2 separate regions of the Homo sapiens genome follow, and region 1 is linked to region 2. A link is a contact called in ENCODE Hi-C or POLR2A ChIA-PET data. All regions are on one chromosome and are shown on one strand. Each heading gives the region's core, a stretch centred on a gene start or an enhancer-like site at or near the end of the contact. The rest is flanking DNA. Distances are from core to core; before and after follow the strand shown. Region 1 holds the start of TAB2 (TGF-beta activated kinase 1 (MAP3K7) binding protein 2). Region 2 overlaps UST (uronyl 2-sulfotransferase).

Region 1 (3,814 bases), core at 539-3,038, 560 kb before region 2:
AGCCTATAGCTCATGTATCTAACAATTCTTCCCATTGTTTCTAATTAAAATGCTCAGCCAAAGCCTACAACAAAAGAAAAGCAAGTCTTCCTTTATTACAAACTGCCATGGTTTCAAAATTTACAGTTTCAAACCGTCAAAAGTTTAAAATCGTGATTTCATTGTTACAAAGAATGTAAAGATATTTTTTAAAAGGTGTCAATACTCTGCTACTGTATGAACAGTGTAGTAAGCAGAAGTGAAAAAACTGAAAGCAAATATTCTATTCCATGCCCACTAAAATTCCCGGCCAAATCTGGAATTGCATAATGATCATCATAACCTTTAGAGTATGCTAAAGCGGAAACGAAATTCCTTTTCTAAAATGTGAATCAATCTGACCCCAAAATTAGACACTTTACAAACTTACCTAAAACAGACAAAATGGATGCAAAATTATATTGCCGTACAGTTGCTCTGAATACGATCTTAGCGTTCAAGAACTTTCCAATGAATAAGGGTACTCAACAGCCTGCACTGGGGGCCTAAATTTCGTGAACTACGGAGAAACCCCTGTGAGGCTGCAAATTCCCTCCGCTCTCCTGGAAAACCCTCTTATCAGAAACATTTGAAGAATTTATCCACAACAATTAAGCTGACTTGAAGAATGGAAACCTAACATCTCAAATATACTATATATGGAATGAAACATGGCCAAACACATAAATACAAACTCACACGGTCTCTGACACTTTGGTGTACGACTGTGCCTGAACATCTCACAGCATCAGCAACAGAAAGATCCACCTGTCACCTGTTCAGCACCGCCAAGAGACCCTTGCAGCCTCCCTGACTCAACCACAATCGTAGGGTTTGAGGTTGATGGGACCGAAAACCAGAAACATCCAGTGAAATTTAAGGGGCCACATATTCATAGTAGGGCTTGCCCCCCACTTCAAAGACGGCTGCAGAAAACCAAGATCCGCAAAGGAACGATGTTCTCCCTCCCGCCCGACCCCCACATAACTGCCCCGTGTCTGTCCCCAAAACCCCCGCCCCTGAGTCATCTTTAACTAGACCTCGGCTCCCCAAAAGGAGATTTTTCCTCCCCCGCCCCCACCTCACACATGCCTGGGGGCGGGTCAGGGGCGCCGACGCAGGGAGGGGCCCTCCCGAGCCCCTTGCGCCCTCCCCCACCCGGGGCTCTCCTAGGCGCTCGATTCCAATGAAGCTCCCCCTCCCCCCCCGCACGGACGCCCCGGAGCCCAGGCCCGGCCCGATGCTCCCCACCCCCACCGGACTGGGGGACTCGGGGGGCCTCCCTCTCCGCCACGCCACTGGGGGAAGGAAAGAGGCGGAGGGAGGAAGAGTGCAAGTTAGAAGCGAACGCCCCGCACGGGCCTCGCGAGGCGGCAGAGCCCCTTCCAGACGGAGGGGGGTGCGGGGCGATGAGGGGAGAGCCAGGTTGGGGATCCCGCCGAGGCCCGGCAGCGCTGTCCGCTTACCCTTTGCCGCCGCCGCTTCCCCCTCCTCCTCCTCGGCCGCCGCCGCCGCCGCCTCTCCCACTAGGGCAGCCGTCTCCACCGTCGCCTCCGCCACCACGGCCGCCGCCAGCGCCGCCGCCGCCTCCGGTTCCACCCGGCAGGGGGGACACCTCAGCCCTCCCTCCCTCCCCGCTCAGCCCCCTCCGCTCGCCCGCCGCCGCCAACTCCCTCCGGCCGCCGCCGCCGCCACCGCTCCTGGCTGAGGGGGAGGGGAGGGGGTCGGGCTGGGTCGCCCCGCCGGCGGCTGCAGCAGATCAAAAACGACGGCTGGGCGGCGTCGCCGCTCCCCAATCCTCAGCTCCGGCTCGCTCGGCCTCCCCACCTCCCTCTGCCCCCACCCCCCTCGCGCTCGCCTGCCCTCCCCCCACCCCCCCAGCTCTCGCTCGCTCTCGCCGCGGCTCCGCCAGCCCAGTCCAAATCAAAATACTGTCACACAATATGGCGGCGCGGCGGCCGGCAAACACCGCGAGATCTGCAGCCGCGGCTGAGGCGGCGGCTGTGACGAGGCCTCCCCTAGCCGAACGGCGGGGGAGCAGCAGGCGGCGGCGGCGGCGGCGGCTGCGGCTGCGGCCCGGGGATGCTCTTCCTCCGACCTGTACCCCTCCCCCGACACTCGCAGTCTCTACGCCTGTCTTGCTAGGGCTGGAGGGAGGACGCGGGCCGCCGCTGGGGCCGTGCGAGGGGGGTGCCGGTGCGGGCAGCCCGGGGAGGGCTGGGACCCCCTTTCTCCGCCTGGGCCCCCCATCCTTGGGGGTAGGTTGCGGGTTCCACCTCCCGCCACGGGGGCCGCTAGCAGTTTGGGCTGAGGGAAGAAAGGAACTGAGCTCGCGTCCCAGCTGCACCTAGCGGAGGGGCTGGCCGGGTCCGGAAGTGGGTGGCGGGACTTGCCGGGCGGCCGGCGGCGCCGCGCGGGTGGGGTCCGGGGGCCCGGCCGGACCCCGGGGCGCTGCGGCGGCCGAGAGGAGCAGGTGGGCCCGCGGCGGAGGCTGGCGCCGGGTCGCTGCGGTCCGGGACACACCCCCTTGGAGCCGGATCGCACCGCCGGCTAACGGGAGGGACCCGTGCAGAATCGTCCCTAGGGTGTGCGGGAGACGTCTTGGGAGCCTCACAACTGGCAACTTCGAGACTTGGAAAAAGTGTCGGCTTCTGACTTTTCTTGAGCAGTTGAGGGGGAAAAAAGAAATCTAAATGCTGCGAGGGTTTCGTTGTTTCGATTTTATTTTAATTGCACGTTCCTAGAAGTCCTAGAAGCAGAGCCAAAGACTAGCTTTGCGGGAAGAGGGGGGGCCTTCAAGTTTCTACCTCCTTAAATAAATATTTGTTTAGTGTCCCCCTAGGGAAAAAAAAAGCGTGTTTAATACTCAGACGTTTCTCACAATGTGAAATATTTATTTAAAAATTCTAGCGCTTCCATGGTGTCCAAAACACTAGGGCATTTTTCTGCCCCTGTCCAAAATGTCCATATCCCTGGCAGTTTCTTCCTTGAAACAATTCTTACTCCAGAGAAAAATCCTAAAGGACCATTTTTATACTTTTATTTCCAGTGTGAGCACTGTAGCTACAGTGAGAATTTTTTTTAAACCATCTTTTAAATAGTAGAGCCTTCCTCACAGTTAAAAGTTCTTTCTCCCCACTTCCTTTTTCCTCATTCATCCTTTGAAAATACCTGAAGTCTGGGCTATAGCACCAATTCAAATACTTTGCCACTTCAAAAGCTGAAAGTACTTATGATTTACAATATCGGAATTTAATTATTCTCCATTGGTGATACCATTAAGAGAAGCAAAAGTAAAATTAGGATTTACAAAATTGGGAAGATTCTAGTTTTACTGGCGAGAAGAAATCATTAACTTTAACGCTTTACAGCAGTTCTCTGAGGAATTATTTCCATACTCAATGATAAAATAATTGATTAAATAATTTTAGATAAACTGAATCCATTAAGTAAATTTCACTTGTCTTTGAAACCATTATAAAGTACAGAGGCAACAATTGCTTTTGAAATGGTAGGATGATGTATTTTATGCAAATTTTTAAAAAAATTTATGGAATGTACATGTACGTATTTTAATAGAAATATAATGCTTTATAGATTATAGGTTTGAGCAGGTCAAGTCTAAAAACCAGTGGGGGGCAAAGAAGGTACATATAACAAATACATCCTTGCACCAGCAGTGCACTTAGAGCTATGTAGTCATGAGGAAGCATCAGACAAACCCAAGTAGAGGAAAATAAAATATAAAATAACTAGCCTGTATTTTTAAATCATGACCAATGTCATAAAAGACAAA
Region 2 (3,889 bases), core at 958-3,457:
AAGATAGTAGAGAACCCAGAAATAAAGCCGCTTACCTACAACCAACTGATCATAAACAAAGTTGGCAAAAATATACGATGGGGAAAGGATACCCTATTCAATAAGTGGTGCTGGAAAAATTGGACAGCCATATGCAGAAGAATGAAACTGGACCCCTTTTCTTACCATATAAAAAGTTAACTCAAGATGAATTAAAGACTTAAAGGTAAAACCTGAAACTATAAGAATCCTAGAAGAAAACCTAGGAAAAACTCTTCTGAACATTGGCCTGGGCAAAGAATATATGGCTAAGCAATGCAACAAAAACAAAAATAAACAAAAGGGACTTAATTAAACTAAAGAGCTTCTGTACAGCAAAGAAAGAATCAACAGAGTAAACAAACAACTTGCAGAAAGGGAGAAAATATTTGCAAAAATGCATCCCACAAAGGACTAATATCCAGAATCTATACAAGGAACTCAAATAACTCAACAAGAAAAAAGCAAATAACCCTATTAAAAAGTGGGCAAAGGACATGAACAGACATTTTTCAAAAGAAGATATACAAGCAGCCCACAAAAATACAAAGGAGAAAATGCTCAGTATCACTAATTATCAGAGAAATGCAAATTAAAACCACAATGAGATACCATCTCACACCAGTCAGAATGACTAGTATTAAAAAGTCAAAAAACAACAGATGTTGGCAAGGATGGGGAGAAATGGGAACATGTACACACTGTTAGTGGGAATGTAAATTAGTACAACCTCTGTGGAAAACAGTATGGAGATTTCTCAAAGAACTAAAAATCGAACTACCATTCGACCCAGCAATCCCACTACTGGGTATCTACGGGAAGGAAAAGAATCATTCTATCAAATAAACACCTGCCCTTGTATGTTTATCATAGCACTATTCACAACAGCAAAGTCAGGGAATGAAACTAACTGTCCATCAACAGATGACTGGATAAAGAAAATGTGGTCTATATACAGATGTCTTTTGCAGCAACAGGAATGGAGCTGAAGACCATTGTCCTAAGTGAAGTAACTCAGAAACAAAAACTCAAATACCACACATTCTCACTTAGAAGTGAGAGCTAAACAATGGGTACACATGGACATACAGAGGGAAATAACAGACAATGGGGACTCTCAAAAGCAGGGAGGGAGAAAAGGCTTGATGATTGAAAAATTACCTTTTGTGTACAGTGTTCACTATTTGGGTAATGGGTACACTAGGAACCCAAACCTCACCATTATGCAATATACCCATGTAAAAAGCATGCACTTATACTCCCTGCATCTATTAAAAAAAAAAAAAAAAGATAGAAGCCTGCCCAGCAACCAAATTCAGCTCTAGCAGTTTCTCCTGACCACGCTAGGAAGCACCCCTGAAAACATGGCTAAACATACACTCTATGACAGAGTTTGGGTCAGAGACAGAGTGCCACCATGGTAACTGCATACATTTCAAGACCCTTGCATAAAAAGCACATGCCTCTCTTCAGCCACAAGGAATAGGAAAGAAAGACAAAGATGCTTGAATAAAGTATTCTCCAAATACATTTGAACAATTCATCATCTTATGAGACCCAAAATATTATCACTGATATCCTTTGCCCAGGTGAAAAGAGGAGACAAAAGCCAGAGGTTATGGATCTTAACAAATATTTCCTGTTCCCTCCCTTTAGTTTCTGGGAAAACTCTTTATCTCGCAGCACGAATGAAGAATATAACTACAAACATTTCAGGGTCTCTCAGGCCTTGGATCTCTGCTCTACAAGCAAACAAGAACAGCCTTTTGAGTTGGGAAATGCATGAGCAAAGAAAACAAGGTGGCCTCAATCCTGTTATCTGCCAAAACAAAATAAAGACACTGCGCCATTTGGTTTTTATATTTATGTGGTTTTCTGGAATCGTTTCTCCATTTTTACTTTTGTGTCCCATGCAGCTGTTAGAGAGCTGCTTCTATGGACTGTTGGGAGAGCACGCAACACATTTTCAAGAGTAACCCATGTTAACCCCGCACTGCTGAAGTTGGCTCCACACTCGGGGGTTATATCAACATTTCCTCCTTCAAGCAGATCTTCCACACAGGAACTCCTCCCTCCACCTGCTAAGAGGTGACCACACCACAATCCCCGGGCCAGGCTGGCAAGGCTGCAGGGGTGAGTGTGGCCAGGCCCAGGTTGCTCAGGTGCCCACCCTCCTTCCTCAGCCCTGCCGGGCATTCTCCACCAATCGGCACTTTCTGGTTTCTTCCCCACTGTGGTAAAAATAACTTCCTCTTGAAGTATCTAAATCTGTATGTGATTTTACACACTTTTTTTTTTTTTGGCACGTTGTCGGATGAATTCTGACACTAAAGCAGAATGAAATTGCAAGAGATCTGCAATCACATTTCTGTAAAGCTCTGACCAGATGAGTCAGTTCCACTGTTTTCTCAAAGACTGAGAAAATACTTTCAGGCAAGACACTGCATTCTAAGCACCACAGCAGTTCCTTCTCCCCTAAGCTTCTTAGGAACTTGGCAGTGTGGTAGATGGAGGGAGGCGGAGCAGAAGGCAGGGTGCTGTTTGTTGTGATCTGCCCATGGCTTACTGGCTGTGTTCTGAGCAGAGAGGGCGTCTCAGGGGACCCATCAACCCACATCGACGTGGCTCCCAGAACTTGGCCGCACGTGCTTGGAGGAGCTGAAGCAGGGTTCCAGCCAGCCCGCTGGGGGCCTTGAAGTAAGGCTCTGTTGCACTCCTGCTAACACCCTCAGAAAAGCGGTGGGAGGAGCAGTCATTCTCAAATACCACAGCTTCGAAGAGGATCCCTTCTGACAGTAACATACCACTGCACAAAGCAGGCTCACTGAGGGAACTGGAAAACTGTTCAGTTCTGTGGCTTTTACGGGCCATGTAGACAGAGGAAGGGGGCTAAGATGTGTAAGGGAATCAAAACCATTTCATTTCTCTTTGTGCTTACTGGCCAGCCGTGTCTCCTCTTCTGTGACTGCTCCTGTACTCTGCCCATTTATCTCGTGAGTTGGTTTATCTTTTTCTCATTGATAAACTGAACTTTTAAAGACCTGCATATTAGTTCTATTTCCTGGGGAGATGTTTGTGGTTTTTTTTTGTTTTGTTTTGTTTTGTTTTGTTTTGTTTTGCTATGGTTATGGGGTGTTACTGTTGAGCTTTCACTTTAATATAGTTTTTTTTTTCTTTGTGGTTTTTACTTTCTGTGTCTTCAAATGACTTCTGATGAGAAAGTACTGGTAAACAGACCTATTTGTCTGGACAAGATTTATGTGTGTAGCAGAGCAGGGTAGACATAATAGTCATTTTAGTATCTTCAATTATTTGAAGACTATAAAGTCCAATAGACAAGCCTATATAGCTTCCAGAAGAACAGCAAAAAATGGATGGAGGCTAGAAAGGAGTAGCTCACCACACTGTGAAGAACCCTCTTACCCACTGGAGCTGCCCACAGTGAAATGGGATGGTCAGTAGCAGGCAACCGGGAGGAGGCTGTGCAAATCCTCATCAACAACACAGCTTTCACCTATCACATAGTGAGACTCTAAACTCTGGAAACCCATGTCTTACTCTGCTTCTTCTCTCTTAGGACTTCCTGGGGACATTCTGCTTCCCCTAATTTCTAGAGCAAGTTCTGGCGGAGGTGGAGGAAACGCACTGCTGATTTTAATTTTAGAAAAAATTTAACTATGATTAAGACTCAGAAAATGACAACGATGGCCTAAAATGTTTTTGTGTATTCTACTTGCCTTGGTCACTTGACTTCTGCAATTTTTAAAATAAGTGTTTGGGTCCAAAGAAAATAGCCTTATATTTGTTTCAGTTGCTACAATTATATGACCTCTTGTCTCTTTCAGCACATGATTTGAAGAACAGCAGAGAT

What was found. A loop is a pair of places that touch in the nucleus more often than their neighbours do. ChIA-PET counts read pairs that join two places held with the same protein, here RNA polymerase II (POLR2A). Pooled maps may share reads with other maps.
Region 1: a map with no recorded cell type shows a loop between it and region 2 (6-fold over the local background). The contact joins the promoter of TAB2 here to the enhancer-like site in region 2. A Hi-C loop is called at or near these places in 9 of 37 single-sample maps with no recorded cell type and 8 of 50 pooled maps. POLR2A ChIA-PET finds 5 or more read pairs at or near these places in 1 of 52 experiments (activated T-cell).

The regions. Positions count from the first base shown.
Region 1 is chr6:149,315,686-149,319,499 of GRCh38, reverse strand. It overlaps TAB2 (TGF-beta activated kinase 1 (MAP3K7) binding protein 2), which reads right to left and starts at 1,788. Exons shown (of 7, transcript NM_001292034.3): 1 at 1,485-1,788. RefSeq lists enhancers at 456-565, 726-905 and silencers at 996-1,895, 1,986-2,525, 2,576-2,645.
Region 2 is chr6:148,759,954-148,763,842 of GRCh38, reverse strand. The region is part of intron 1 of UST (uronyl 2-sulfotransferase); the gene reads right to left. It overlaps LOC107986659 (a long non-coding RNA gene), which reads left to right. Exons shown (of 2, transcript XR_001744408.2): 1 at 1-3,011; 2 at 3,864-3,889. Among named protein-coding and RNA genes, the nearest start is that of UST, 15 kb to the right of the region's middle. RefSeq lists enhancers at 1,982-2,121, 2,375-3,125. Within about 2 kb of position 2,207, at least 32 of the 41 ENCODE cell types and tissues checked have a DNase peak (open chromatin) inside an H3K27ac peak, as active enhancers do.